Linked DNA regions of Homo sapiens: all the other regions are linked to region 2. Evidence: chromatin loops called from intact Hi-C (ENCODE). Cell type or tissue: PC-9. All regions are shown on one strand. Each heading gives the region's core, and the rest is flanking DNA. Links, peaks and the distances in the headings are about the cores only. Region 1 holds the start of MTMR2 (myotubularin related protein 2). Region 2 overlaps MAML2 (mastermind like transcriptional coactivator 2). Region 3 overlaps MAML2 (mastermind like transcriptional coactivator 2). Region 4 overlaps MAML2 (mastermind like transcriptional coactivator 2). Region 5 overlaps MAML2 (mastermind like transcriptional coactivator 2). Region 6 overlaps JRKL (JRK like). Region 7 overlaps MAML2 (mastermind like transcriptional coactivator 2).

The links. Hi-C counts contacts between places; a loop is a spot of excess contacts. Peaks named below come from ENCODE experiments on the same cell type or tissue, not always from the same donor. Only the 100,000 strongest peaks of a DNase experiment are listed, where the experiment ranks them.
Region 1: a loop joins it to region 2, with 2.8 times the contacts of the local background. A loop is called at or near these places in 6 of 110 quality-filtered maps.
Region 3: it touches region 2 in a loop (6-fold over the local background); 5 of 110 quality-filtered maps call a loop at or near these places.
Region 4: it touches region 2 in a loop (4-fold over the local background); 17 of 110 quality-filtered maps call a loop at or near these places.
Region 5: it touches region 2 in a loop (3-fold over the local background); 26 of 110 quality-filtered maps call a loop at or near these places.
Region 6: it touches region 2 in a loop (4-fold over the local background); 14 of 110 quality-filtered maps call a loop at or near these places.
Region 7: a loop joins it to region 2, with 4 times the contacts of the local background. A loop is called at or near these places in 19 of 110 quality-filtered maps.

The regions. Positions count from the first base shown.
Region 1 is chr11:95,922,532-95,926,967 of GRCh38, forward strand. It overlaps MTMR2 (myotubularin related protein 2), which reads right to left and starts at 1,576. Exons shown (of 15, transcript NM_016156.6): 1 at 1,344-1,576. The coding sequence starts at 1,423. RefSeq lists enhancers at 1,554-1,603, 1,664-1,793. In PC-9, for the core only: no CTCF peak of the experiment used is centred there; DNase peaks (open chromatin) are centred at 1,460, 2,040 and 2,670; H3K4me3 peaks cover 3,133 bases; H3K27ac peaks cover 3,783 bases.
Region 2 is chr11:96,240,609-96,245,044 of GRCh38, forward strand. The region is part of intron 1 of MAML2 (mastermind like transcriptional coactivator 2); the gene reads right to left. Among named protein-coding and RNA genes, the nearest start is that of MIR1260B, 99 kb to the right of the region's middle. RefSeq lists an enhancer at 2,939-3,088. In PC-9, for the core only: no CTCF peak of the experiment used is centred there; DNase peaks (open chromatin) are centred at 1,773, 2,763 and 3,293; H3K4me3 peaks cover 2,511 bases; H3K27ac peaks cover 3,625 bases.
Region 3 is chr11:96,096,563-96,100,998 of GRCh38, forward strand. All of the region lies in intron 1 of MAML2 (mastermind like transcriptional coactivator 2), which reads right to left. Among named protein-coding and RNA genes, the nearest start is that of MTMR2, 170 kb to the left of the region's middle. In PC-9, for the core only: no CTCF peak of the experiment used is centred there; DNase peaks (open chromatin) are centred at 1,719 and 2,539; H3K4me3 peaks cover 2,474 bases; H3K27ac peaks cover 4,000 bases.
Region 4 is chr11:96,304,734-96,309,169 of GRCh38, forward strand. All of the region lies in intron 1 of MAML2 (mastermind like transcriptional coactivator 2), which reads right to left. Among named protein-coding and RNA genes, the nearest start is that of MIR1260B, 34 kb to the right of the region's middle. In PC-9, for the core only: no CTCF peak of the experiment used is centred there; DNase peaks (open chromatin) are centred at 2,368, 2,858 and 3,228; H3K4me3 peaks cover 2,729 bases; H3K27ac peaks cover 3,469 bases.
Region 5 is chr11:96,053,027-96,057,462 of GRCh38, forward strand. The region is part of intron 2 of MAML2 (mastermind like transcriptional coactivator 2); the gene reads right to left. Among named protein-coding and RNA genes, the nearest start is that of MTMR2, 130 kb to the left of the region's middle. In PC-9, for the core only: CTCF peaks have their summits at 2,029 (motif pointing right) and 2,230; DNase peaks (open chromatin) are centred at 2,005 and 3,165; H3K27ac peaks cover 3,497 bases.
Region 6 is chr11:96,392,236-96,396,671 of GRCh38, forward strand. JRKL (JRK like) reads left to right here. Exons shown (of 2, transcript NM_001261833.2): 2 at 1-1,326. Among named protein-coding and RNA genes, the nearest start is that of JRKL, 4.4 kb to the left of the region's middle. In PC-9, for the core only: CTCF peaks have their summits at 1,727 (motif pointing left) and 1,934; no DNase peak of the experiment used is centred there; H3K4me3 peaks cover 236 bases.
Region 7 is chr11:96,312,549-96,316,984 of GRCh38, forward strand. All of the region lies in intron 1 of MAML2 (mastermind like transcriptional coactivator 2), which reads right to left. Among named protein-coding and RNA genes, the nearest start is that of MIR1260B, 27 kb to the right of the region's middle. In PC-9, for the core only: no CTCF peak of the experiment used is centred there; DNase peaks (open chromatin) are centred at 1,933 and 2,303; H3K4me3 peaks cover 2,273 bases; H3K27ac peaks cover 4,000 bases.

The DNA.
Region 1 (4,436 bases), core at 286-4,285, 320 kb before region 2:
TTTCCTGGATAATTCAGGCTACAAATTCGAAAAAAAAAAAACCATTTAGTGAGCACCTATCACATGCTGAGACTATGTTAAGTGCTGGAGATATGAAGATGATTAAGATTGCCCTCAAGTATAATAGCTTATAACCTGGTAGAAAAGGCACTTTAAGCCAACAATTATAGTGTGCTTATTAAAGACTCTGAAAAACGACTGTGCAGGGAGCTATGAGTGCATATGGCAATGTAGAATGACGGGATCAGACAGTGGTTCCCCAGTGAGGTGCTGAACATCAACAGGAAAAAAGGCAATAACTACCCATATTTAGCAGAATCCAAAATGAATTATAATAGAGCCACTTCAACTGATTGAAGGAGAAAATGAAAATTGTGTGTTTTCACACAGCAGTTATCGAATCACTCTCTAATAACAATTAGACTATTATTCAGTGGAAAAGAACCAGATTTCATCGTGGCTGCATAAAAAGCAAATACAGGTCTTATATTATTTTTTAAAAAATTTTTAAATCATTATTTTAAAATCAAAGAAAAAGACTGCATCCAAAACGCGTCTAGTTAATATTCATAAAAGCTCTCTGCAAAGCTGCATAAAGTCCTCCTCAAAATTCCAGGATAAAATTCCCATCTGTTACAAGAGAAATGACAACGTGGAGAACCAGTAGCCCAAGAAGGAAGAAAACTACCACTCATTTTGTTTTCTTAAACCTATCACTGGGGATAAAAACCACTCAGATTCCTTGATACTGACTTTCAGCTGGAAGATTTAGAAAAGAGAAGCACAGGAGACATTTTTATTTACATATTTAAGCAAAAAGGGAGGCGAGAAGAAAATCAGAGTGTAGAGAAAAGCATGAAAGAAATTAAGAAGGTGAAGCCATGAAAAGAGAGAAAAGGGCTGGGCAAGAACCCAAAAACCAAAGACATAAGAAGGGGTGGAGGAGGAAAGACTGACTTTAGGATGGTTTTGGAAAAAGTGACAGAGAAAGACAGGAAATGTGGGGAAAAGAATGGGGGCGGGGGGAACTGTCTTAAAAAAGGTTTGAGAGGGAATGAAAGACAGGAGAAAGTAATTAACTGGGACCACCTCCATCGGGGAGAAAACGAGATCGGAATATGAAAGGTAGAGGAATCGATAAAGAAGCAGCGAGTTTTAACCTCCTTTTCCTCAGCCTCCACGCCCCAGGGAGGGAGGCAGAAGTGGTTCCCAAGTCCCGGGGAAGGAATTCCGGCGTAGCCTTCAGAAACCAGAATCCGCGAATTGGGGCAACAATCCAGCAGGTCCCCGGCCCCTCTCCATCCCCTTCGGACGCTGGGCGGGGCCCTGGGCGTCCTGGTTACCTGGACAAGGAGTCCACGCTGGGCGGCCGAGCCGCCGCCGGCTGGGAGCCAAGACTCTCGCAGCTCGAGCTCTTCTCCATCGCGCGGCAGGGGCAGCACAGGGAAAGGCTGAAGCAGTCTTCGCGGCTACAGGGCGGGAGAAGCGGAGGGCGGAGTGCTACGGACCGGGGCCGCAGTCAGGCCAGCGCCGGCCCGGGAGGGAGACCGGAAGCGGCCATGTTCCCCCAGAGTGCACCGCGCCTGTAGGCTGCTGGGCAGCGGGAAGACCCCACTGCGCAGCTCAGACGCCGGCATCGACTCTCCGTGCTGGCTGTGTCCGGCCGCGCGACATCTGGTCTTGGGGAAAGGGAGGTGGCGGCTCCCAGGGTGAGGGGGTCTGGTGAAGCGGGAGGGATGAAGGACCAGACCCTTATGGAAGGAGGAGAAATCCTAGGTGTAAGAGGAATGAGGGAACACTAAACATGAGGGTCTCAGGAAGGCGATAAGGACCTGAGGCCAGGAGGATGATTTAGACAGGAATGTGGGGGTCAAGGAAAACAAGAGGACCGGATAATGAGAGAAAAGTGAGAAAGAGGTATGGGAGAGGGATTGGGGAGGATCTGATATACATGCAAAAAGAATTATATACTACTGGATGCGGTGGTGTTGGATTACCCAAGTAGAAGACAAACTTTCACCGATTTTTCCCTGCCCTTTCAAATTCCCGTGCCTAGCAGGAAGGGAGTGTGGAGGAATAGAACTGTGATAAGAGAACAGGAACTGGGTAAAGGGGAAATGCTTCTGCTAGGATTTTTCTGTTAGGATACAGGAAAGCCATAAGGACACCATAAAGGGATTTTTCTGATTGAGATTGAATCCTAATCATCTCATGTATGGGGTGTAAAATTATGCAAAGATTATTCCTGTAAAAAAAAAATCAGACCATCCTTAAAAAACTTCCTTGCTAGGATAAATTGAATTATATTGATTTAAACTAGATTTAATTTATAATGTACAACTGATGTCTTTTAAAAAACCTTATAGTTGCAGTGCAGTATTAACTTGCAAGTACATTCCCAAGAAGAACAACCTAGCTTAGTTATGTTCAGTGTAAGGTAGAATAGTTACTGATGAGTATGTGTTTAAGCACAAAAGGCTTAGCCTTTTTTGAGTTTGGCGAGGACAGACAGCGACCGATTGTTTTTATTTCCATAATTTTTAAGATACCTTAACTGGACTCTGTAGGCAAAGGGAGTAGGTAGTCAAAAACATTTTTTAACAAGCTTAAATATCTATCATGACTCATAGAAGAATTTCCTTATTTCTTCACCATCTCTACCTGCCTTCCAAAATGCTGACTCACTGTCAGCTACTTTGACTTAAATTTCCTTAGTGAAGGCTGATGAACCCTTGAATGGGAGACCTATGTACTTTCTTCCACCCAGTTCATTCGTAGCACTTTGTTAATAGAACCCTCGAAACCTTCTGCCTGATGTAACAATATGTGTATGGTTCTATCTAGTGATTAATAAAGAACAGTGTAGTAAAAGTGTAGAGACTTTGGAACCAGACAGATCTTCATCGGAATCCCGGTTCTGTCTCTACACTTGCTCTGTGCTGTGGTTAAGTTGTTTCACATCTCTAAAATGGGAATAAAATGGGAATAAAAATATCTACGTAATAGGTTGTTTTTCTCTGTGCAGAGTCGGTTGCACAGTACGGTCTCACTAAGTAGATTTATTATTACTTGTTTTTCCACTGAACTTACTGCTTGACTTCTAACCTGACTGGTAAAATGGTAACTTCTCAGAGTGAAAACACAAGCAAAGAATATCAGCTGGAAATTAATTAGTGAACTCTAATTAATTAATGAACTCTAAGAAAATGAAAAAACATGGTTAACTTGGGACCTCACCAAAAGTTATTAATTTTTCAATTTATAATCTGGGCTGTTTTTTCTCAAACTATCTGCAAGAAGGAACAGTGTTTTGTTTTTAATTTTCAAACCATCACCAACCAAAACTTTTTTAAAATATAAGAAAAATTAATCACAGTTGGTTCCATATCCTCAGATTCAACCAACCACAGATTGAAAAATTTGTAAAAATTGTAAAAAACAAAATAATACAAATAGAAGACAATACAGTATAACAACTATTTACATAACATTTACATTGTATTAGATATTATAAGTAATCTAGAGTTGATTTAAAGTATACAGGAGGGTATGCATAGGTTATATGTAGACACTAATGCCATTTTATTTAAGAGACTTGAGCATCTTTAGCTTTTACTATCCTTGGGGGTCCTGAAACCAATAACCTGCAGATACTAAGGGATAACTGCACTAGGAAAATTAAAGAAAAAGGTTTGCAAAATACAAGGCCAAATTGTTTATTAGATTTAACAGATATTACTCCTTGAAAGTTTCGTGAAAGTTCCTAAACACTTATTCTCAATATTGCGTTGATCTCATCATAGACTGACAACAGTTCATGTATGGGTACTACACCAAAAAACCATTGAGATCTCATAAATTAATAAAGTTGCAGAATACAAAATCCACATCCAAAATTAGTTTGCATTTCTATGCATCTATAATGGCCAAAAAAGAAATCAAGAAGGCAATCCCATTTACAAAAACTGCAAAACAAAAACAAACAAACAAAAACCAGGAATAAGTTTAACCAAGGAAATGAAAGACCTCTACAAGAAAAACTATAAAACTCTGATAAAGGAAATTGAAGAAGATGCAAATAAATGGAAAGACATTTCATGCTCATGGAACAGAACAATTAACATTGTTAAAATAACCATACTACCCAAAGCAATCTACAAATTCAATGTCTATCAAAATATCAGTGTCATTTTTCACAAAAAAAGAAGAAAAATTCTAAAATTCACATGAAACTAAAAAAGAGCCTGAATAGCCAAAGCAATCCTGAGCAAAAAGAACAAAGCTGGAGGCATCAGACTATCTGACTTCAAAATATAAATAAACATAAGGCTATACCAACAGCAGCGTATGGTATAAAAACAAACACACATACCAAAGGAACATAAGAGAGAATCCAGAAATAAACACATGCATTTACAGCCAACTGATTTTGGACA
Region 2 (4,436 bases), core at 272-4,271:
GTGTTATATATTTAGTGGGCTTATTATTATTTTTGCAATGCATTGGCACAGCTCAATTTTAAATGCAATTACCACATTATAATCTTGGCAAGACCCACTGTTCCAAATAATTCTCTGATGTACAAATTAGTCTTCCTACTAAATGAAAACTGCCAGCAGAAAGGTACTATTACAGTATATAAAAATGAAAAGTCTCATTGAAGTACGGAATAACTATAAATTTCATTTCAGAAGCATATACTATATACACACAAACTTAAAAAAGTTATAATTAAGATGTCTAATTCTCCTGAAATAGCACTCAAATATATAATAATTCCCTGTAGGGTATGTAGGCAGTCTGGATCAAACAGCATCTCCCTATGCTGTGAACTAGAAACACTACTAGACTAATAGGTTGAACTATTTCTTCTGCTATTTTTCCAGAATATGAAGATAAACAGCAATTGAAGTGTCATCAGAAGATTCTGCAATTATTTTTTGATCACCAACACCATCGGCTGTTGTGAGGTAGAGTTTTTATTATAGTATATATTTACAAATGTCTTCAACAACTTACAGTATTTTCACTAGTTCTGCCACACAGTAGTACCATACATTGTCTTCTCAGCATCAAAGATTTAGTGCTTTAGCAGAGAAACCAACTCTGAAATGAGGACTTTGAGACTGGCTTTTATTTCCTACTAGGTGGTCCTTCTGGGAAGATCAGTGCACAGCTTCTCTTTCCAACATCTACTAAAAAATCCTTTTGAAACAATGTGGGAGGCTGACGACTATTCCCCTATTGCAGTGGTCCTTGACAGGGGGTGATTTGGCCCCCCAGGAGACATTTGGCAATGTCTGGAGATATTTTTAACTTTTGTAACTGGAGGGAGGGGTCTACTGGCACCTAGTGGGTAGAGGCCAGAGATGCTGGTAAATATCTTATAATGCACAGGACAGCCCCATACAAAAAGGACTTAGTCCAGAAAGAAAATAGTGCCACGGGTAAGAAACCTTGCCCTATTGGCTTCTCTGTCAACATAACAGGTATTGCCTGTGAACATTTGTTGCCAGAGTGAGTGTCCCTGGGACAGTGTTGATTGCGGAAGTCAACAGAGGAGGAGAATTTAAGTCCTCCACTTCCTGCTGGGCTCTCATAAAACGATGCAAACCAATGGGCCCTTGGTTTGTTTTAGGTTAGACTTGTGGAAGTTTTCGAAATTCTAGTTTTGCTCTGTTCAATCATTTTAGAAAATATCTAAGTATCGTTCTGGTTTGAATTAGTTTGTTTGGTCTATTTTTGAACATATTTTGCTTCAGTTACAACATTAATATTTGGGTTTTATTCAGTTCAGGGTTCAGCAAATTAGCAAAATTACAGCTTTGGGTTATGGTTACTTGTTATATATCTTTGCATGAGAGCCCATGCAAGTGTGATTGGAGCAGAAAGCTAAGGTTCATCACAACCATGGCCACTAGAGCTTTCTATGATCCAAGGAAGTTAATTCACTTTTTTACTTTGTTTCTCAAGAGGATTCAACAATGCAAGCACCAAACCAAGTGGATGCCCCTCTTTCTGTTGCTTGGTTTAAAATTAAAACCCTTGATGAATAAAGTGATTTATTTCATATTATATTTATGAAAAGGTAGAGCACTCTCAATGTTTTGAGTATTCCTGAAACTGTTTACTTAATTATACAATGAGAAACAAGACAGGAAAAAACTTCATAAAAATCACTAGGGATTTTAAAAAAATGCCCATGTACTCTTATTTTGCAATGGCTCTGGTTGTGAAATCATCAGACTGAAAAATACTGGAGGAGTGGTGAGGGTGGATTTTAGTGACAAGATTTCCTTAAGGCTGTAAATAAACCAGATTCAGTAAGAGAAACAGAGATGGCAGTTTTCATCATAAAAGGGGGAAAACATTTTCCAGTTGAATTATAGGTACAGCACAAAACAGTTGTTCCGTTTTTAAAAACTTTAGTTTCTGCAGGCTGAAACAGAGCATTTCATTTGGCTCAGTTCATGAAAGCCATCTGCACCTGCTCACGAAACAGCTTAAAGAGAAAAAAAAAGTGTGCACCAAGGATTTTAACTTACACAGACAATAAGGGATAGACTCTGGCACTCAAGCACTGAAAAAGCAGGAGCATGATAAAGGGGAAAGGATCATAATTTTATGAAGTGCCAATAAATAATAACCCCAAATCAGCTTACAGCATCACTTAGGTTTACCTGTGGAAGCTACACTTGCCTGTTCTGGTTGCATGTTTAAAAGTTAAGCAATTAAACCTCAATTATATAGGTTTTTCTTTTATGTAGCCTAGGGTTGAATGCATTACTGGCAGGAAACTTTAGCTCATGAATTCAATCAAAAATCCTTTCATTTGTCAGAACTGCTTCCTGCTGCCTCCTTTAAACATCTGCTTCTCCAGTTCAGGGACACACACACACACACATACACATACACACACACCCCCTCTTTGTTAAAATAATAAGCAATCTACCAACTTCCCTTGCAAAAGTTACATTCTCTCTTACACACACACACACTTGTTCCCAGTAGAGTTTATTTAATGTGTCTTTTATAGCTTCCTTGTCCTTCTCTCTTCCTTTCCGCTTTTAAATTCTGGAAAACCTCAAGCTGACAAAAGAAGACATTTTAAAAATGCGAGGATAAGGCCCGGCCGGCCTCCAGACCAATGAGAAGGAAGCAGAGCAAGGAGGCGGGGGAGGCGGGGTTGGCTGTCGGGAATTGCCTGCACTCCTTAAACGGCAGGCACTTCCTGCTAGAGGAGGCCAGCTCTGAACAGACAGAAATCGGGTGGAAAGCTAGCAGGAGGCGTTGCTCAAGTTCAAAACAATCTGTGCGTGTCCAGGCACGCGCGGAGCCAGACCCCAGCCGCGCGGCTCAGACCTCGCGAGAGCCATCACCTGAGAAATCCACAGCCTTTTCTCATCAGGCTTAGACTGTTTTTCCCATACCTCCAAGAAGGAAGACCCACATGTTAAAACTATGAGAAAAGCTGAAAGTGCCTTCTGAACAGTCATCCTTCTTTTTCTTTTTTTTTTTTTTTTGAGACGGAGTCTCGCTTTGTCGCCCAGGCTGGAGTGCAGTGGCGCGATGTTGTCTCACTGCAAGCTCCGCCTCCCAGGTTCATGCCATTCTCCTGCCTCAGCCTTCCGAGTAGCTGGGACTACAGGCGCACGCCACCACGCCTGGCTAATTTTTTGTATTTTTAGTAGAGAAAGGGTTTCACCGTGTTAGTCAGGATGGTTTGTCGTGATCCGCCCATCTTGGCCTCCCAAAGTGCTGGGATTACTGGCGTGAGCCACCGCGCCCGGCCCAGTCATCCTTCTTTAACCACGACATAGGTACTCAGGTCCGCTGGCCTTCCTCTGCACTGATGGACTTTTCTTTGTGAAACTGATTCAGAGGCGGACCTCAAGTGGCTTATTCCTTCGCCTAAAAATCGTGCTGCTTTTTCCTCTAGTGAAGTCTGGAGTACAAATTAATAAAAACTTGGGGCTGTGCGGCCTAATGGCTCAAACCGTGTTCCAGATGTTTTGAAATATTATTACCCCTTTTGAGAGCCTCAGTGTCTCCCTGGAGGGTAAGACATCTGCCTTAAGGGCACTTACCAAGAAACTACAAACATTTGACTGCACACAACAATGGTATCTTAATAAGACAAGGTGCTTAATACAACTGGCTGCCCTATTATGACGTGTAAGAACGTTTTCATATGTAAGCTATGCTTGCAATTCTATAAGTAGATAAGGAAGCTTGTGGTTGTTACACTTCTAATATATGGATAGAAGAGCTTAAACTCTAATGATTAGAAAATTACTGGTATTCTGAAGTGTATTACAATCAATGCATTCATGATATCTACACGTTGTAATTATTCATCCTTAAATTAAAAATGGTTTATATGGTTATAGCCATATATATCGATTATTGTTTTATTATATTAATAATAGCTAACATTTCTGAGCACTATGTGCCAATTATAACACAAAGTTCTTTACATGCATTATTTCATTTCACCCCTACGACTCTACAGAACTATGATTACATTGAAGAAACAGAGGTTTGTATCATTCATTTGCTATAGGCCAGGGAGTGAGTTAACAAAGCTGTGACTTGAACCCAGCACCTGGACTCTCAGAGCAATCACACACTATTCAACCATCCACCCATTCATCCATCTATCCGTCTGTCTGTCCATCCATGCATCCAATCACCCACACACCCATGCCATCCAACATGAAATGTGTATTATTTGGAAAGACACAGTCATAAGATGTGCACAAAATACTTAAAAAAAGGATCTATTTTGTCCACCTGAAACAAAAGGAACATGCTGTATCTTAAAATGTCAGATGTTAGATGTGAGATTATACATCCATACTGAACTGTAGAAACAATGAATAATACAAGCAAAACC
Region 3 (4,436 bases), core at 282-4,281, 140 kb before region 2:
AGCCTGTGCTCTGTAGTAAGTGACACCCTAGGCCCTGACAGAGGTAAATGGTACCTACACCTGTGTCTTCAGGAAGCCAGGGATCTCGTCCCGATTCTTCCATTAATTTGTTTTGTTACTTTAGGGAAAATACTCAACTTTTCTGGGCCACAGTTTTCTTCTCCTTTATAAATGGGATTATCTCTGAGATCATTATCCTGCCCAAAGCCAGAAAATAACAAGCACTAAAGGAGGGAAGTTTGTGTTCCAGGCACTATGTGTGGTGGTGTAAGGTCACCACCAAGCACAGCTGGAGGGATTCCTTAAGATGGGGGACAGAAGAAGTCATGTGTGATTCCATTAGGATAAAAGACACCCATCAAAACTTCACTGGGCATGATACTTTACCAAGAGAATTTTGGGGATAGGCTGTGCCCTGCCTTCTAGAAGTTTTTAATCTAGTTATATCACCGAGGCCCACTGTGAATGCCTACATGCAGTAGGCACCAAGCTACTGGCACCAGCACCATACAATCTAAATGATTCTCAAGGATCACTTTTTGCTTTGAAATATCTCCTTTGCTGGACTAAAATTCTTTCATTAGATACATGGTTTGAATTATGGTATAGAGTCTCTCAAGATGCAAATACTCCAGAAGCAACAGAGGAGGAAAACAGTCAATAATACCTCAAGGACAAATAGCTTATGAGAAAATTCAAAGCCAACTTACCAGAACAAGAATAAAGCTCTAAGGGAACAAGACCTAACCAGGGGAATGGTAGAGAATAAAGGCAAGGGTTTAAATAGAGAAGGATGGGGGCAGGACTATGGGAGTTGGGAGCTCCACACTGTGGACCTTTTGGGTGGCTGGAAGAAAAGAGAAGGGAGAAAGGAGAAGTATTAGGGTAGTAATATCCTGAGGGGCTGCAGGGCCTGAATCTTCCAGAAAACAGTTAATGATACTGGAAAGGTAAAGGGAAGGATCTCCAAAACAAATCTTTCACCCAAGGGCTGACCTACCAATTAGGCATGGGACACACAGTGCCCAGGGCTCACAACAGTTATAGAACAGAAGGAAAAAAATAAGATTTTAGGTTAAAGAACTGTTTCAAAATATATTAATTTATCTTTTTGCCAACACGGTCATAAAATATAATTTTTAATATTTTTTAAGGAATAAGGGGCTTCAAAGGCAAGGGTACCTATGTTCTATGAAAGCCTCTCACCTCTTAACTATTGTATACTGAAGGCTTATTCTAGGCAGGCACTCTGTGGTGTAAGTCCTTGTTTAATCTCATGGCTCTCTGAGGCTTGTGCTCTTATATACCCATTTCATAAGTGAAAAAATTGAGGTTCCTGACATTAAGATTACACAGTAAAGATATGGAGGCAGGATGCCAGCCCAGACATGTCTCGTTCCAAAGTCCTAATTCTGAACCACTAGCCATACTGCTGTCTTCCCTTTCGGCCTCTACCTTGCCAAATGCTGACAGTGTGCTGGACACAGATAGCCCAGACAGCCAAGACAAAAGTCCAATAGAATGAAGATGCCTTGTGAGCACAGGGCAGAGGTAAAGGCATTCGGGACACAGGGGGTTGGATGGCAAGGAGAGAATGATGACATCACTGGTGGGAGGTTGATGGTGAAAGTTCAGGCCATCACTCCTGAGGCTCCAATATAGGAGAGGAAAGAGACAAAGGTCATTCGGTCAGTCAAAAAGATTTACTAAGCACCAGAGAGAGTTCTGAACCATATCCTATCAAATCATCCCTGGCATGAGGGAAAATATGCAGATGATTAAGCCAGCAGCAGGATGTAAAGGCTTCCAATCAGCACTACACTCAATCTTTGCACTTTTCCCACTACCTAGGTGGGTGAGAAGCATTTTTTATTTTGCATGATAAATCTGTGCCCCACAATTACGTTTAATTCATGAGACTGTGCATTTAATATCACCCTTTCACTGGCCATCCGAGGAAGGGGCTTGTTTTGGGAATGATTTTCAACAAGGGAAGTCCAGTCTGGTTTGCAGATGACACAGAAATCACTGTACTTTCTTTTGCTGAGATCCAGCAAACTGTTTCTTTTCACTCCCGTCCTTGTTCTCATTCTTCCATTTGGACACCTAGATGCTATTTGAGGCCTGCGGTCTCTGCTGGGGAAAGGCATAGGCCTGTCCGGGGCAGGGTTCCAGACACAGTAGCCTGCCTGCCCCAACAGCTGGGGTTGAAGGTATGAGAACGCCTAGGAACAAGGAAAATCCTGCACAGCAGAACTGGGGCTGGGGTCCTCAGTAAACTGCTTCTTTTTAAGTAGCTATGCTTCACTTTTCCAAAAGACTTGAAACATAAACTTTCTGGAGGGATTTGAAAATGCCATTATTGCACAATCCTCTGGTTTCTGTTTCTTCCCCTGCCCCCATCCCTTTCCACAAAATAAATGCATTCTTTGTCTCCGGTGCTGCCCTAGAAACAGGGAATGTGCCACACAAAGGTAACAATTCAGTCCATAGGTCACTTTTTTTCACCCCAGGTAGACTTCTGTCTTTCTCAACCAGGCATAAACACAAGAACCAAATCTGCCACTGCCTACATACTCAAGGGAATATCTTGGTTCCATCATCTGCAAACTTTCCTCGGGCTATTTTACTCATGGCTGATTAGAGATAGGACTGGGGATAGATAACATTAGAAAGAGACCAATCCGAAAGCTAATATATGACTCTTGATTTGATTCTTGAAGTAAAAATGTTTAGGATCCAGGAATAGTAAATTCTAGCTCCTCAAGTACTTGGAGGTGAGAGTAATTCCTTTCTGCCTTTCCAGTCCTAGCACAAAATAGGTTTGTCAGGCTTTTTACTAAACACAGAAAGAATCTTCACTTCTTATTTGGCCCTACCAAGATCTGAGCTTCCTTGTATTACTAGATATTATTTTATGGCCACACAGTAATTAGGTTTGCCCAACCAGATTTTAAGCTCTTTGAGGGTGGGCATTCATTGCCTTATACTTCTCCAAGTTTCTTTCAGTACCTACCACAATGCTGGGCATATTCTAGGTGTTTTAATAATTATTCGTTGACCTCAGTGCCTGGGAAACGGGATCCTTCTAACTATTGAGTGGGAGCAGTAAAACAATGCTAAAAAGGAGGTTGTGGGTTGTGGGGAATATTTTCATACCAAATTCACAAGCAAATTAATGGTTCCACCAGAATTTTGCTTCAGTGATTATTTACCTTTTGTTTTTACTTTTTTAAAGACATTTTTATACATTTTTTAGTAGAGATGCAGTACTGCCATGTTGCCCAGGCTGGTCTTGAACTCCTGGGCTCTAGCAATCCTCCTGCTTCAGCCTCCCAAAGGTTATAGAGATTACAAGCATGAGCCACCATACTTGCCCATTGATTATTTTCCTTTAAACTCTGAAGTCACGAGAATGTGAAGCCCTGAGAACCGGAACTGTGAAGAAAATGTATTGTCACTCATGTGAACCAGAAGTGAAGGGGTGTATGAAGCTTTGTGATGGACACAAAGTGTTGTTGCCCCTCCTGATGGGACTGCAAAGCTGGGATGCAAGTTGAAGCCCCATCTGGACTCCATGCCCTTCCTGGGTGAAAGCACTGGAGCAGACATGGAGCCAGGGCATGCTTCCTTATGAATTTCAGTAACTCGTACTTTCACTCCTTCAAGAAAACATGTGAGGTGTTTTTGTTTGTTTGTTGTTTTATGTTTTAGGGTTTTTTGTTGTTATTGTTGTTGTTGTTTTTCTTTCTTTTTTTTTTTCTTGAGATGGAGTCTCACTCTCTCGCCCAGGCTGGAGTGCAGTGGCACGATCTTGGCTCACTGCAACCTCCGCCTCCCAGGTTCATGTGATTCTCCTGCCTCAGCCTCCCGAGTAGCTGGGATTAAAGGTGTGCACCACCACATCTGGCTAATTTTTGTATTTTTAGTAGAGACAGGGTTTCACCATGTTGGTCAGGCTGGTCTTGAACTCCCGACCTCAAGTGATCTGCCTGCATCGGCCTCCCAAAGTGCTGGGATTACAGGCGTGAGCCACCACACCTGGCCTTTTTGTTGTTGTCTTTAGTGTAAGGGTCAGAGGAGGCATATTAGATCTTTCTAGAAAATTTGTTCCATAACTTTGTTCCATAAGGTTTGGACCCTGAGAAATGTTACTAGTTTAGTCAAAATAGCTTTTTTTTTTTTCTTTTTTTTTTTTTCTGAAACAGGATCTGGTTCTGTCATCCAGGCTGGAGTGTAGTGGCACAATCTTGGCTCACTGCAGCCTCAACCTCCCAGGCTTAAGTGATCCTTTCCCCTCAGCCACTGGAGTAGCTGGGACTACAGGAAAGTGACAACACACTTGGCTGATTTTAAATTTTTTTGTAGAGATGGAGTCTCACTATGTTGCCCAGGGTAGTCTGGAACTCCTGGACTCAAGGTGTCCTCCTGCCTTG
Region 4 (4,436 bases), core at 209-4,208, 64 kb after region 2:
AGAGACAGCTAACTGCATAAAGTGCTCCAGAAACATAGCCCAAATCACAATGATGTTACACCACTGTGATTCAGGATAAAGGGACCTTAAAGAAAAAAATAAAAACAACTAAATGTGTTTATGCTATGTTATGCTGTTTATGTTTCTTCTATTTGAGAAGCTCCTGACTCAACCACTATTGAAAAATTCCGAAGTCCTATAAAGATACAATTCTCTTGACTGAGAATAACATTCTGAAATATTATTATTAGGTCAATAAATTCTCACTTAAGGAAAAGGAATTAGAGATGCACCATTTATAACAACTTCTCAATGCAAAAACTGAGTTCTGAGGCCAAAAAATATATACACTTTAATCCATTTTTCAGTAACTTTCACATTTTAGTGTAATATTTTAAAATTAAAGCTATTACATTTTAAAATAATATGGAAACAGTAAAAAGATCAGTAGTTGCCTGCAGTTAAGGGAGAGGGAAGGATAAACAGGCAGAGCACAGAGGATTTTTAGAGCAGTAAAATACTCTATGATAATATAATGAAAGATGTACATTATTATATATTTATCAGAGCCCACAGAATACAACACCAAGAGTGAATCCTAATGTCAACTACAGACCTTGGGTGATAGTGGTGTGTCAATGTAGGTCCACTAATTGCAACAAACATACCACTCTGGTGGAGGATGGTGATAATGGGGGTGACTATGCATGGATAGGGAACTGGGAGTATCTGGGAACTCTTTGTATTTTCCACTCAATTTTCTTGTGAACATACACTGCTCTAAAAAATAAAGTCTATTTGAATAATAATAATGAGACAGGATGTATTCTATATTAAAATACATGTGAAACTGTACTATATGAAAAAACTTTGGCAAAAAGAAAGTCTCATCAATTCTCTGATTCCCAAATGTCTAGATATCTGTAAGTTACTATTCAAGTCATCTAATACACAAAGGGAATTTTTTCTATGTTAGAAAAAGTTTCCACAACTTCTATGATGAACTATTCTGAATGTTACTAGAACTTAGAAGTACGGTAACTGGAAATTAAGGCAGATAAAAACATCTGTCTCTATGCAAAATATGTCCCTCAGAGGTTAAACTGGGTGAAAATAAATAGCTAACCTGGCAACCAAATAAAACTACAAAGCAACAAACACAAGTATAAACATTCTGAAAAGTGTTTTTAAAAGACAAAGTGAAATGCTCCTAGAAAATGAACATTTAAAATGTATCATATGAAACTTTAATATCTCACAATAAGAAACATACCTTTCTTCTTGTTATGCTGCAAGACGTCATAGCTGCCTTGAGTATCAAATTATGTATATATAATTATATACATAACATATACATATATAGTTTTCTACAAGTCTCTCAATAAACATATATTCTGAAAATATGGAGCACTTCAGTTGTGCACTTCAGTTGTGCCTTTGATCACTGCACGAGCCCAGGCCCACAATATCAAATGAAGAAGAGTTAACATGTTGACATCTGTTTTAGGCTAAAAATGGAAATTGTGAAGCTCTTCTCTCCTCTTCCAAGAGTTCCCTGGAATGGATCAAAAAGCTTCAAAAGACTTGGCTCCAAGGGAACTTCTAGGCAATGTCTACACAGCACAAAATGATATGGAGGCTTGGCATCTCCCTAAAGAATTAGGGCTGTGTTGACTACTGCAAAAAGGGGACTGAACCTAGCTCCCTTTGTGACTTGAAAGGTCAAAACAGTTCTCCAAGCTCCAGAATTTTCCTTTATGTGGATCTATGTATTAATTTTTCATAAAACCTCAAAGAAAACTCCTTGCCTTCAGCATAGTTAGACAACGACTGAACATCTAGACTGGGCCATGTATTTTGCCAATACTAGGGGTAAAAAGGCTGACTTTCCCAGGTAAGTGAGGCAGAGGAATGTCCTCAGTCTAAATTGAAAAGAAACCTTCCCAAACTTACACTATTTTTTTCACACCAAATCAACTTGGCCTGTGAATTTTTTCTTTCCTTGAGGCTGAGTCAAGATGAACTAGCATTTGCGGGTGGAGTGGTTACTTGAGAGCACACCATTCGTTACAAGGGGTCTTTATATGTAAAGCAGAAACATTTTTGTTTTGCTTTTCAGTTGGAGTGAGCACGAGGAATTGATTCTTTTTTTTCTCCAAAGTTAAAAGAGCAAACCCAGAGACTACCAAAATGTTAGGTTTGTTTATCATTTCCAAGTTGAAATAAAGCGTAATGTGAATACTCAGCACTCTATCTTTCCCTGATTAAAGTGATCCTGCCCTTTGAATTGCTACACAGGATACTGTTCTGTACAGCTCACTCACACGGCTGTAATAAGTCACAACAGTTTGGCACCTCGCCCAACAAAATACAAACTCTCCTGAAGTCTTGAGCTTTCCCATGGCAACATCACAGTCACCAACACAGCAAACAATCACTCCAATCCCTGCTCCCGCTTTCCTTTTCTAACAGCAAAGGATATCATTGCAGCCAGCCTCTTAGAACTGTGCTCATTATCATCTATGAAAGGAGATAGCAACGGAGATCAAGTTGCCTTCAGTGCTGAGCTTAAAGTCAGACCAAAAGCAGGATAAGTACAGGAGCATAGGGAAGTTTTACTTATGCTTTTACTGTAAAGGAAGAGTGAGAGGCTGTATGAAAAGTATATTCCTTAAATATATCCCTTAAAGTATATTCCTTAATGTGCCTTGCTGCCCTGATTACCCAGTGGCTCTGGCTCACTCACAATCTTCATACAAAACTCCCATTCACATCTAGCCCAGGCACTCTCGACAGCAGCTGGGGAGGGGGAAATGCCATCTTAAAGCTGCAACTCCGACACATTCCTGAAACTGCAAAATTGGAACGGCTTTCAAACCTCAGCTGCTTTCTCCAAGGGAATGATCATTCTGCTCATATGGGAAGGCTGCCTAGCAGTAAGAGCAGGGTGGCAGCTCCGTACAGCAGATTAAAGCAGCACCACTTCCTTTATGACCGCTTCTTTTCAGATTCAAATAACATCCTTAGGGGTGCCAGTCTCTTCTCATAAAAAGTGTCTGGGCTCCCACAAATCCCCTAAAATGATAATCTCTTCGTGTGTATTAATTTTATTTTCATTTGATGGCCCATGAGAGTTCAGGAACAGAACTAATAGTGAACCCAAGGGAATGAATGGCCTATGACTCATGGGTGGATATCATTTTATAGGGGAAAGGAAGAGGAGGGTGGAAGAGAGTCCTGGCTTCATGTGGTTTTGAATGCTGATTGTTCTACTCTGGAATTATGGTAAAGCCCTGCGCATGCTCATGGAAGATTCTGGCTTCTTTACAATTCTAGACTCAGGCCTTACACAGTGTTATAGTTTACATTTGGGATCACCCGACCTCAGAAATCAAAATTTCAGAGGGAGTTTCATTTCAGCATAGCTAAAATTTGGGGGGCAGTGGTGGTGGGGCATTAGTCCATGTAATAAAGAATATAAAATACTAATGACAAAGTATGGAAGTAATTATACCAAGATATTTCAATGCTATCCTAAACCACAAGGAGGAAAAAAAAATCCAGTGATTTACTAAACAATAGTAGAATTCTGAAATATAACTGAAGCATCTCTAACATACATATGGGTGACTGCTGTGTCATTCAAGACTCTGTGTATTTAAGTACTAACCCTCAAAATCCATTTTAGTGACAATTTACATAATTACAGTATTACTGGAAATTCTGACATCAACTTTTCACTTACTGCATACCTGATTATGTTTTATTCTTTATTATCCAATCATTTCCCATACCCAAAATCTAATTATGTTGCAATTTTTATCAGTAAGAAACCTACTTTAGACATAAAATATTAAGCTAAATAAACAAATGGTACTTTGCATCAGAGTTGCTCTAACATCTCAGAATACACTTCCCAAAAATTACATCCATGGCTACTTCCTACTTCTTTATGTTTCAGCTTAAATTTAAAGAAACTTGTGCTTTATAAAAAATGACTAGCTATAATAATGTATATTTTTTAGTTTGTTTGCTTGTTTCTTATATGTCTTCCTATTAGAATGTAAAGACCTTGAAGCTGGGGACCATGTAGCTAACCTCATGTCTTACACACAATGGATACTGAGCAAATATTTATTGAATGAATGAATGCTTCATTTATCTATACACAGTGAACCATACATGTGCTATATACTTTCTGCTCTGTGTACTCTTGTCCAAATGTAAAAATGCTGCAGCATAAACAAATAATTCATGGCATAAAATACAATACAATAAAATGAAAATAACTCATTAGTTAAGTTCAGCAAAACAGAGAAGTAAAAGATAGAGAAAGGAAGAAAACTAAGTGCCCTTGCTGGTGTTAGCTGGCAATGTCTTTTGTCTTGAAAGTTCTGGGTGAATGTTTTTGGGTTTTTGGAGAGAATGTACTCCCA
Region 5 (4,436 bases), core at 289-4,288, 190 kb before region 2:
ACTCCACTTACTTCATCTGGCAAACATTATGAAGCAGGTACTGTACTAAGTTTGGGGAACAGAAAGTTGGCAAAGACAAGGTGTCTTCCCTTGAGAAATTCAAAGTCATTAATTGTTCATGTAACACAGAATACATTCATGAGTTCATTTTTTTAGAAAAAGGAATATTGATTCTCAAACTCTCATAGAGAAATGTTCACTACTTCCTCTAGCCTGGAGTCCTAAAATGTCTGACTCAATGAAGAAAAATGCCAACTGCCACTAGAGCCTACTCAAATGAAAACTCTGTAGCAGAATGATCTTGATTATCTCAGAAATCCCTGACAGAAATGGAAGCAATATAAATAAACACAAAAGAAAATAGAGGTACTGTAACACAACTATAAATTGCTCTTCTCCCCGACTTTCTTCCAATCATCCAGGGCAAAAGAAGGAAGTTGGTCTTTGTGGCAGAGAATAGACCAGCAGCTGTTCTCTATCCTGCCAAGAGGGGAGAGACTTATTATAAACAATAGCCAACAATATGTCCTTTGGGACGGGAAACTCAGCCAATTTGGAGGGGGCCAGTCTGGAAGAGAGAAGGAGGGTTAATGGGATGGGGGGGTGACCAACATAACAGAGGATGAATTAGGAGAAAACACTATCAAATTTTCCTGTGTACTTATGTTTCTATTACCTCATTAGGGTGATTACATAATGTGACTCCATTTATAAACTAAGAGGGAAGGAAGGGGCGACATTCTCCTTAGCGGTGGCTGATGTGAGACATTAACATACCAATAAGTCATGTGGGCAAACAGTTAACATGTTTGGGAACATCTTTCCTTTCTCTCTTCATCTGTTTGGTATTTTGTCTGCTCCTTCCCTCCTTTCAGCCATATATGTGTATCTGTGACTCAGAAATGGAAATGGAGCTGACAACTTGGGTGCCGCCATTTTGAGAGCTCTTCATGTAAGAAATATATGGAGTTTGTTTTACTGTTTTATATTCCATTGGGAGAAAAAAAAATGAACAATCTTACTTACATGTATTACTATGCATGGGTCCCTTGCCCATTCCTCTCTGCAAAATCCCCAGAGGAGTTCTTAGCCAGGTGCAGATTGGAATTTTAAAGGTTCTTATTTCTTAGGACATTTTTCTACATGTGGAGAAATGCCATTCTTTTCACAGACTAACTTGTCAGTGTCCTGATTCTAAGTAGTAACTCTAGACGGGGATATTTTAGGGGAATGCTGTTTATGGATATACTATTAATTTGTGCCTTAACTTTTTAAATAGCTCACTAGGACAGTAAAATTCACTGAGTGATATTTAACAAATGAGGAAAATGGGTTTCAAAAATGTGAAACAACCTGTTCTGATAGTTAGAGAAGGAGGCCAGACTGCGATCCTGTAACAACAGCAGTTATACAGAACATGACTGTAATAAACAATTTCTAAGGGAGGTTGGACAGTTTAAGGAGGGGTTCCTTTATCCATGGGTTCTTCCAATGAGGGAGCAGTGTGGGAGTGTGACGGTGTTAAGTAGGACCAATTCTATTTAAAAGGGTCCCTCAGAGAGAGAGAAAAAAAGAATTAACTATTTAGCCTGTATTTGTCTTACATATGGTTTTAATTTGATATACTTACCCTTTGTTCCCATATAACCATATTAACCCTTCCCCATTTTGTTATATTACTTCTGGTTTTAATTTTGGGGGCTTCCAAAGGCATTTTTGCAGTTATCATTTCTCAGAAGATGTGCACTGATTCTGTTTGTTCTTATGATGGCAAACTAAATAAAGAGTTTGAGGATCTGCATTACACATGAACAGGAAGGGATTTCTTTATTCAGATTAGAAAAAAATAAATTTTAAATATTTCTATTGTAGACAGTATAGTAGGGAGATTTCACTCTACCTGGGGCCTGGGAAGTAGTATTTACTTAAATTAGCAATCAGTCCATTCATTTAGATCTACTGTTCCATATGTTTTCTGTTCACATTATTTTGGTTACAGTATCTTAGCTATCCAGCAGATGGCATCTGCTTCAAAACTCTCCTAACTTCCATTTACATTTCAGGACAAACAGGATACTGATACATTGAAACCTCCCTTAATTGACTTCTACATTTAGTACCTAGAAAAGGTTGCTGGAAATATAATTAAGGGTAGACCATTCATTCCCTTTTTCTTGGTAAGAGTCATACTTCTCTCTTGCCATGCCCATGGCACTACCATGGACGCCTAAGAAAACCTCAATAATTTGAAAGGAAACATAATCAGAATTAAACCCACAAGCTCTCTTTAAAAATCTATTACTTTAATTGCTTTCAGCACTACACAAGAGCTTAGTATTAATGGCAGATTTAGACAAGCAAAGCTAATCTCAAACCTCCTCTAAGAGAGGAAAGAGGCAGGGGGGAAAAAAAAGAGCCAGCTACTCCAAGAAGTGAGGGTAAATGAATACACAAAGCTTTATGCATAGTTACCATACAGAGCCTTTTCTCTCTATACTTTGTATGAAAAGATGGGTGTGATTGAATGACTTCTAACGTTTAATGACACCTTTGCTCCAGTGCTTTGTAAAGCTCACACATGAATACACTGATCCATTTCCAGATGATCCTGGGGCCCCCATCCTTTTGTGTCAAGCACAAAGAAAAAGGAGAGAGAGGGAGAGACAGAGACAAAGAAACAGCCCATGTAACCAAGCGCCGAACATGATTTGAACAACCAACTTAGTAAACATCAATCTTAGGCTGTGTTATGTGAAATGGAGTCATACTCCAAAAGAAATGTTGGCTACATTTAAAAGATCACTTTGTCTAAAGAAAATGCCAAGTTGAATTTTCATGTACTAAGTCATCTTTCTACAAGAAGCTGACAAGACAAAAGCAACAAAGTGAAAAGGTAAAAAATGGCTCATTTGAAAAAAAGTAATAGCATTATAACCTTTTTTTTAAAAGGGTCTGGTTTCCTTGTTTTATATTATTTGTCAGGGATCAATGTGGCCATGACAAAAGCAATGGGTTAGAAATCAAAAGACTTGTGTGACTTGCTGTGTTACTTTGTGAATCACTTCACCTCCCTGGAAGGCGGTTTTCATCTATGTAATATAAAGGATGGAACCAAATTACTTTTGGGTTCACCTTCAGCTCATGTTTGTTCTAACAGGGCATCCCTGCCCCCACAGGGCAGGCTCTTAGCACTCATTTGTGAGTGTGAGTCATAAGAAAGGATGGTGGAGCTTGGATAGTGGTGGGGTCTGGAGCTAGTTTGCCCAAACTGAGCCATTGGAAAGGATTCTAAAATTCTGAAGCATTTTAGAATCCTTTGGGTCACATGTTCTCTCTTTTAGTTTTATGGCTATTTTCTGAGGAAAAAAAAAAAAAAAAAAGCCCAGGTTGGGAATCCAAAGTCTTTGACATGAATCTCTTTTGTTCTAACTTTTAGCTCAAAATAAAGTGCATTTGACCATTCAATTCTTTATGTGTAGCATCATGCACATTCATGAATCTCTTTAAATCTGGAATTTAAAAATGCCTGACATCTCCTGCCACAGCCGCTGTTAATATACACAATAGATTCTTCAGAAATGCAAGGTTAGAACATTTGAAGCATGAGAATACTGATTTACATGGAAGCTGAGAGTATACAGTATCAATAAAATGTACCTTTGACATCTTGGCTTCCAGAGAAATACACTTTCTTTGTTCATTCACAAGTCTACTCTATTTCCACCTCAGATTTAATTATCTTCCCAGTTCTCATTTGCGTATGTGTAGGCTACCATTCACAATACACCAAGCCCTACGTGTGGGAGGCACAAATCTTTTCATTCAAAAAATAATAATGTGGACAAGCCATTTTGACTGCAAAGTAAGTGCTTTAGACAAAGGCAAGAGGATGTTAATTGTATTCTAAGAATACCAATGTCCTTGAAATGAAATTTGTTGTTTGGTGTATTGATCTACATCAGTAGTGTAGACTTTCAATGATCTAGTTTCACCTTCTGAGTTTGCTGATTAAAGAAATGCAGCCCGAGAAGTATAAAAGGTTTGCCCCCAAATCACCCAGATCTACAGTAGCAGAAGTAGGACAAGAACTTGGGGTTTTCTTTTTTGTTTATGACTTACACACTAGAATCAGTTATACATCCATGAGTGCCATGGATGCCAGGATCTCACTACTGCTGTGCATCCTTTCTGTTTCTCTGACTCTCAAATTTATTCTCTTTGAAGTGAGCTCTCTAGAAGCCATTTCGTTCCTGATTTGGAGTTGATATCCCCTGCATGCCTCTCTCACATCCTTTTAACTTCTCCTAAATGCAACTTAAGCCAAAATAACGTCATTTATCCATCCCTCCATCTCTTCAATGTCTGTCCATTTATCTATCCATCTATTCATTCATACATCCAGGCATCTATCCATTTCTCCATCCAAAAACAAACAA
Region 6 (4,436 bases), core at 112-4,111, 150 kb after region 2:
TTTTATTGTTCTGCTCATTGTGTTTGTGACAAACTCTTTGCAATATGGCTTAATTTTCTTTGTGTTCTGAATTCTCAGACTTGGTCCTGTGAAATACAGGCACAAAATGTATCTGAAGTGGTTTGAGGATTATGTGTTTTCATCATCTGTGTCTTTTGTCCTTTTATTTGTACAGATAATCAGAAGATGATACTGAATAGATATAAATTACATGTACACATGTATTCACTTTTTAGAATCTGCAATTATACCTTCTGTAACAGTGGCATTCCCTTAATTTTCTAGTGAAAGTTAGAGATAACTGAACAGACTGAAGCACTTTTCTGAAATCTTTTGCTTGATTTATGAAGGCTGCCATAGTTATCTTTTCTTGTGTTAACCATCTTAAATGATGTTTTGTATATTTTAATAGACTGATAGGATGAGAAAGATTTATATTATTAGATTTCAGGATGATTTATAATAATTCAAAAATGAAATTCAATAATGGGGAAATAATTATGAATTATAGAAATTATGCCTTCATTCTCTTACATTTGTGTGGGTTGCAAGAGGGGGAGATTATTCTGGAAATGAAGTAAATATGGGAAGTTATTGCCAAATGAGAGAGAAACTATGGGAAAGCTGATCTATAAAGAGGCATTCTGATCAATTCATTTGTAGGAAACTGGGAAATAAAAACCTGGGGAACTTTAGGTTATTTATACAAAGGGAATAAATAGGCTGATTTTAATTTGGTAAGTTGATCTTTTTATTATGAATTTGGTAATAGTATAGGTTTATTATTTATTCATCTAATTTTATAGTACAGGTTTTGTAATGTTACATGTGATGATATGAGCTCCCACCTTATATGGGGGAACATCTTGGGAATTTGAGATTTAATAAGTTTTTTTTTTTTTTTTTTTAGTGTTTTTACTGCATACTCACAAATGTTGTCTATAATTTGAAAAATATTGTCATATCTGGCCCTTTGATGAGAAAAGGAAATTACAATAATAAAGTTTTATGATTTTAAATAAGTCATATGTTTGTATCCTGTTTTATGAAGAAAGCAGAAATAATTACTGAAAGTGCCAGACACTAAGGAATATTATTGTTTATTATTTTAATACATATAAAAAGGGATTAATCTGCTAAAATGTAATCTAAATCAGAATTTTGATAAATTTTTTTTGTAAACTAAGTATGTTTATTCAAGACATTGAAACTACTTTGCACATATGAATATTAATGTAACTTGTAATTTAAAAGTAAAGTGTTTCCATGCTATTTCATGTTTTGGCCAAAAATTTTTAAAAAATAAATTACAATTGTTCTCTATTAGTCATTTTTTAAAGGTTTAACTTTTTTTGTTGAAATACGTAACATTTTATAGTGCTTTCTGTAGAATACTAAAACTTCAAAAGTATTTTTAGTTTTCCATAATTTCTCTTATTTTCATGATAGGTGTATGTCTATATTTTTCAGAAGATGTGTGATGAAAGTGTTTAAAAATAGTGTTTATTGCATGAATTTCCTCAGTGTAGAGTGTGAAAAACCATCAGAAGTTAACATACATATTGAATCAGATAATGACACGTTCTGCTATAAAGTAAGCTGTACATAAAATAATTTTTCTAAAATGAAAATATGTACTACAGATCTTGGAATTTCTGTCTGGATTTGCACAGTTTTTAAAATTAATCATGTCAGCCCAATGCAGCTGTGTCATTGCCACCTAGTGGTAAAACTAACATTACTGTTAAGCTGTGTGATTTTAAACTTGAATCCCCAGTAAAAGGTTCACTGTTCTGTGGCCATAAGTGTGAATCTTGTGACTCTTTCTCTAGCCTGTAAGAGACTGCTCTTCTTTGGTTTACAGCTATTCTCTGAAATCTGCCAACACTGGTACTCTAGCCCTGTTTTGGATCCTTCTATCCTTAATTATAAAGGCTGATCAGTAGTTGTAGCAGTTGAAGCCAAAAGCTATTTGGGTTCTGTATCTGCCCCCAAAGTTGTATATCCTTAGCTCCTAATTCCTATTCTATCAGTGCCTTACCAGAGGCTGTGTTTGGCATTCTATTTATCTATTTAAAAATTTGCCATTGGCTTATGTTCTCTCACCAGTTTCATGAATTTTTTTCTCATTGATATGCCTTGACACAATACTCTCAGAAAGCCAATAACAGTGCAATGTTTCTTACACTTCCAGTAGTCAAGAATTTTGTGAGAGCAGATATACCTAATACAAGATCATGTAGGAAATTATAATGTTGCTTTTTTTTCTGAGAGATTTGGGCTTTTTTGTGGCGAGGGGGTTGTAGAAAGTTGAATTCTTTGTCATGATGAAATCCAGTAAATTAAAAATTTATTGAGTTTTACTGTATGTCGAAGACTGCCAGCTGTGGTGGGTTTAGGAAAATATGAAAGAAAGGGAAGAGGTTGCTTTCCTTGAACATCTTGAAATCAAGGTGGAAAAACTATACATGTTTGAAAAAAAAAAAAACCCCAAAACCATCTGCCTCAATTGTAAGCTCATATAAAAGAACCAACATAACAAGATGTGAGCTATGTAAAAAAACCATCAAGATTTAGTTGCTTATTCATTTCTCCTCTGATTTCTATTCTGTATACCCTTTACATTCTAAGCTATGCATTGGTCTTGATTTTTGCTGCTCCTGAGTGACTTCATCCTTTTCCCTTATCTGCATGTGATCCAGTCACCCTGTCTGGCTCTATGATTTATATATTCAATTGAGAAATTGGACTTAGTCTAGAAGGGAAATTAAAATTAATGCTTTGCTTCCCATCCATAGTGAACTCTCCATTAGCATCATAATGTCAGAGCCACCCAGATGGGTTAAGAAGTTCAAATAATTATTTAACTCAGTTGTTGACATCTCTACTCATATCAAAATTATTATACCTCCTTATGCCACTCATAAGTGTCAAAATACAGCTCAGCTGCCTTGGTCTGAAGTAGCAACATTATTATCTGTATCTCTTCTTAGCCTTTCCTAATGCATACACATGCCCTTTCTTCTCTCCATTTCCTCCAGTGGGCAGTTGTAGTGGTTTCTTTTTTTTTTTTTTTTCCTTTGGTATCCTTATTGCTACTTAAGTATTAAAATTTAGTTTGTTATGATTCAGCCTTAAAAGATCATCACGCAAATTCTTTAAGACTAACGGACTACACTTCTTAGATATGTACCCTTATCTGTTTTTCCTATTGAAGTCTATGACAACTTTGTTTAATAATTAGTCTCAGGCAGTCCTATGCAATTAGAAGTTGGGATGGAAGCTGCAGGGCACGGTGGCTCACACCTGTCTTTGAGGGGCGGAGGCGGGTGGATCACGAGGTAAGGAGATCCGGACCATCCTGGCTAACACGGTGAAACCCCGTCTCTACTAAAAATACAAAAAAAAAAAAAAAAAAAAGAAAAAGAAAAAAAAATGGTCGGGCATGGTGGTGGACACCTGTGGTCCCAGCTACTCCTGAGGCTGAGGCAGGAGAATGGTGTGAACCCAGGAGACGGAGCTTGCAGTGAGCTGAGATCGCGCCACTGCACTCCAGCCTGGGCGACAGTGTGAGACTCCATCTCAAAAAAAAAAAAGAAGAAGTTGGGATGGAAGAATGACCAATAGCAGTTTCTTCCACAGTGACACCTAATGTGAAAATGAGTGTCTGTAGTGCCTCAGATTCTATAAGAATTGCCATATTGTAAAGTGATTCTTGTGGTTGTGTCTCTTAATACTGGAATATAAGCATCTACAGATCAAAGACTATGGGATCAATGCTTTGCAGAGTAGTATATATTCAACAGACATATACTTAAACACTAATTGTATATCATGTATAAGACATGTTCTAGATCATGTATGGGATATATGGCTAAGACTATCTGCATTCAAGAGATTTACAATGGAAAGGAGGAAACAGACATGTAAGAAAGGGAGAATGAGTTAAGTGTTACTGGAAGAGTGCAAATGAAAGACTAATTCTGATGAGTGGCATAAGGAGGTATAATAATTTTGATATGAGAAGTAGAGATGGCAACAACTGAGTTGGCCTTCAAAAATAATATTTTCATGATGTTTTGTAATTCTTAAGATATTTTCGTAGACACTAGCTCAATGTCCAAGAGATCATCTAAAGGATACATTTGGTTGGGAAAGTAAACCTTAATTTAATCTTAGCTGCAGGGATGAATCCATTTGTTTAACTGAGAAGTCTTACTGAGGCTTTGCTTTTTCAGTCTTATTTCCTTCCTACTGTTTGTAGTCTGGAGAAATAGTTTTTGAAACCTACAAAAGCCCCCAGATTTCTGGACTTTCTCTAAGCCAAGGTATTTAACTGAATGTCAGAATAAAGGTATGCTTTATTTTGCTTATAACTGACTAATTTTCTGAGCTCACTTCTTTCTTGTATTATTTGCTGAACACAGCAAGGAGCA
Region 7 (4,436 bases), core at 301-4,300, 72 kb after region 2:
AAGTAAGCAAATTTGAACAATAGTTGTTTGACAATATGCTAAACTGAATTTCCCTCTAGGAAGTATGAGGCAGAGCACAGAAAGTAATATTCAGGCTATCCACTATTTTTTTTTATTGTGGTGGAACATTCATTACATAAAATTTACCATTTTAATCATTTGTAAGTGTACAAGTCTGTGGCATTAAGCACATTCACATTGCTGTGCAGCCATCACACCGTCTATCTCCAGGCAGGCCATCGACTTACCTGTTGTGAAAAATAGCTTTAGTTTCTTATCAGGAACTAATTTCAGTTAGTTAGGAACTGTACTGTGACACAGAAATAAATAGCTTAGTTGTATTGGAATCTGAACTAGTCCATCTCTTTATTAAATGTTATGCTAGTTATAGGAAGCAATATGTTCTCTTTCATTGGGAAGACAACTATATTTTCTACTTTCCCCAAAAAGTGCAGTGTTAGCGCCAGACAAAATAATAATCTTTAAGATAGTGAGTACTTGAATGTGCTGGCTACTATGCTAAGTATTTTATGTGCATCAACTCAGTCTCACAACCATCTAATCGTCATTATCCCTCTTGCACATGTGAAGGAAACTGAGGTGCGGAGGTTAAATAGATTGCTAAGATCCCACAATTAGCAAGGGGTAGAGCTGGGGCTCACAACCTGATCTATCTAACTTCTGAGACCAATAGTCTAACTCTAAGAGGTTCACAAATCCCGAGGCATCGGCATCCACCTGAGCAGCTGTTAGAAATGCAAATCCTTCATCCCCATCTCAGAACTGGGGTGGACGCCAAGGTGCAATGTAAGCAGCTCTCCGGGCCATTCTGAGGCTCACTGGAATTTCGGAACCTTTGCTCTAGCCACTGCCTCATTGCATTTCCCTTTTTTCACACTCCTTTCCCACCATGCCAAATCCCACCACTTGTTCTTGGTCACACAGTCTTCATTATTGTTCCCCACCTCGCCCAGCCTCCCCAAAATTGCCCCATTCTTCAAACTGACTTTTTCCTTCCTCTTTATAGCCTGCCTTTCTCCCATTAAAGACTCCTCTTTCCTGTCACTGTTTTCTGCTATAATTTAGTAAAAGAAACAAAAACAAATCCTACTAAGCCAATCCTACAAGGCTTTGGTTTGTTCACTCATCAATAAATATTTACAGAGAACCATATATTTTTAAGGTGTTTTTAGGAAGTGATCTAGTGTTTTGGGATACATTTGTGAATAAAAAGACAAATATACCCATCCTCATGAAGGTCCTCATACTTGATTAAAAATGCAGATATTAGGGTTTTACAGCAGAAATTTGGATTTTTCGACATTTGAAATAAGACCCTAGAATCTGCAGTTTATCAAGCACTCCAGGTGGTTCTGATGCCAGGTGAATCAGGTGATTTAAGTACCCTGATACATCCCGTGAAGTAGCTTGAGTAGGAGCACAGTAATTCATCTGGTGTTTCTGCTTTCTAAATTTGTTTGTCTTCTTCTCCCCATAGGGTCTTTGGGAGAGGGCAGGGATATGAAAAAGGAAAGGAAAAAATTTCAGGCAAACTGAAGTAGCATTTTTCAAGAAAGGGAACTTTCTAAGGTCTCCTAAGGCTAGTTCTGCAGAGAAGATTTTGCTTAACTTGAGCCCTGGGTGATGTGATTTAAAGACAGAAAACCAATACCAAAACGGGACAAGAGTCACAGGTGGCCTCTTGGCCTGTGCCCCCTGAGCTAGGCCAGCCAGCTGCTGTTTATAAACCTGTGGCCTGCTAGGGCCTGCTACAGATGGTCTTTTTGGATTATTTCAAAGACAACACCTTTAACTCTGAGTGGTAGTTTGGAATCATTTTAAGTCCTCTTGATATCCCCTCTTTCCTAGTAAGAACAAGACCAGCTTGTTTAACATTTCCTCATACCACAGATATTTTTCATGAGGCCTCACCCACTCCCAGACAATAACAACATCCTTCCTGTGGGTTGGTGACCAGTGCTGCACGTATCTAAGAGGTATAATAAGCATTTTACACGGTGGCATTGCCACCTCCTTCTCTTTGTTTCAACTCCTTCTGCTAAGATAACCTAAAACACAGGGAAACGGGAAAATAGGCAGCTTAACTTTTTTTCCCCTTTTCCAAGATGCCTCCCAAATTCTAGCCCTGAGTCAACTACTGTTCCATTATTCTGTCTAGAAGATAATATAGACTCATTTTGTACCCAATATAAATGTTTGGCACAGAAACAGCCTTCCTTCAAATGGGTCCAGAGGGGAAGTAGTTATGGGAGTGGCAGGGGCAGGCATGGCTCCATCCCAGCCCCCTGCAATCCAGACTCTAGGCCAGAGGACAGACAAAGTCAGCATTCTGAACGGGAAGCTGGTGTTGCAGCCACCAGTGAGGAATTGTATTCTTACTCCACAATTTAAAAGGCCAAACATTTGTCCTACTCCAAACAACAAAGTGCCAACCCTAGAGGTTCCATTTAGTTACAGTAGGCACTAGAAAGCTTCTGAGATAGATAGTATGAGTTTCCTAATCTGATTTCAACAACCTGGGCTGTTTTCCTTAGTTCTAAAGAGTATATTAAAGAGGAGGTTCTCCATCAGACATATTTTGCCTTCCAGGGGATACTTGACAATGTCTGATCCCAATTCATGGTCCTAATGTAGATGGAAGGTGGGGAATGGTATTGAAAAAATGAGGACAAAACGGTGCCAATGGATAATTTGTGGAAGGACATAGTTGTCCTCTTGTTAACCTTAAAGGCTGGAAATGATAACTCTAAACATTCCCTAAATAATCCATTTTGGTTTCCTGTAAAATATATTTATATTGTATCTAATTTATTTCATACTTATATTTTCATTCAAGCTACTACCTCTTGGGCTGATTTTCCTATATGCTTATCTCCACTTACCGTATAAAGTAGAAGTACATTTTATTTATTCCAATGCTATCTCTTTCACACTTTAAAATTTAAACTAGTCCTAGGATCTTGTTAACAGTTTCCAGACTCCTGTTTTTTTCATAGAGCTTTTTACATTTTTGTGCCTCTGGATTCAAAGGGTTCTAATGGTCTTGGTTTATCTTCATATAGCATTCACTCACCCACTCTGACAGGTCAGAATGACTCAATCTCATCATGCGTGGTACCCAGAAGGCCCAACAGAGAAGAGAGCAATCTAGTTGTCCCTGAGGATACTTGGCTCAAAGCCTCCTACCATCCTCTCTGAGCCAGGCTATGCATCCAGTCCCTGCACAGAGGAGCTGGCTGTGAGGAACTATAGGGAAACCCTGGTCTTGACTACACAAGCTTCAGTTTTACATAATGCAACTTCACAACTAATTTTTTCCCAATGGTCAGATCGGCAGGTAGACTGAAGCCATTAAGGTAGCCAAAAGCACCAGTCAACTGGGATATACAGTTTTTCTATCATGTGGACATAGCCTTGCCATCATTCAGCAATATGTAAGCCTGTGACTTTTCTGAAAAACAGAATGAGGGGATCTCTGGTTCAGTTCCTTGAGTTTCAATCTGGGTAAGTGGGTCACTTGTTGCATACTCTTGTAATATCCTTCCACTTAATATTCTAGAGGGATGGATTTGTTAGGGAAAACAGAAGCACCTATTCCTGCTGTTCCTTTATACCCTATCTTCTGGAATAGAATAAGTCAGGGTACTTGCTTGCCCATTCAAGAAGCAACCAGTATACCCAAGCACTCTGGTGGGTACTGCAGATACACAAATGAAAAAGGCAATAAAATGGAGTTTCTACTCTAAAGGGAGTGATAGACCAGAATGGGAACCAATACATAAATAAACACAGAAAATGCAGGTTGTAACAAATGCTATAAATAAAACAAAGAAGGGGCTAAGATACAGAATAACAGAAGAGTAATCTCTTTAGGAGGGATGTTCAATAAGGCTACCATTCATGTTGAGATCTAAAAATTAAGTGGGAGGCAGCCAGGTGATGAGTTGGAGAAATAACATAATAAAAGGCCCTCTGGGGAGAAAGATCTGGGCTCATTTGGAGAATTAAATGATCCACACACAACTTCTGTGTAGTAAGCAAAGGTGGCTTGAAAAGCGAGGCAGGCAGCAGCATGAGCAGGACCTACAGGCTTGCGTAAGGGGCCTGGATTTTATTCTAAGTGCAACAGGAGGCTACTTAAGAGTTTTAAGCAGGGGTAGGATGTAAACAATTGTATGTTGAAAGGTGTTAACTTTTGTTGCTGTACTCAGTATGGACAATACTAGAAAGAAGATGCCATTGCAGCAGTCGAGGGGAGAGGGGATCCTGAACTGGGCCAAAGTGGTGCCCAGACAGGGGATTCAAGCTATGCTTTGAAGATGGAACTGAGCAAATGATCCAATGGCACATAGAAGAGCAGATAGTTGGACTCCTCCTCTGCTGTTGGGGCCAAGCCCCCTCCCCACTCTGGTGGA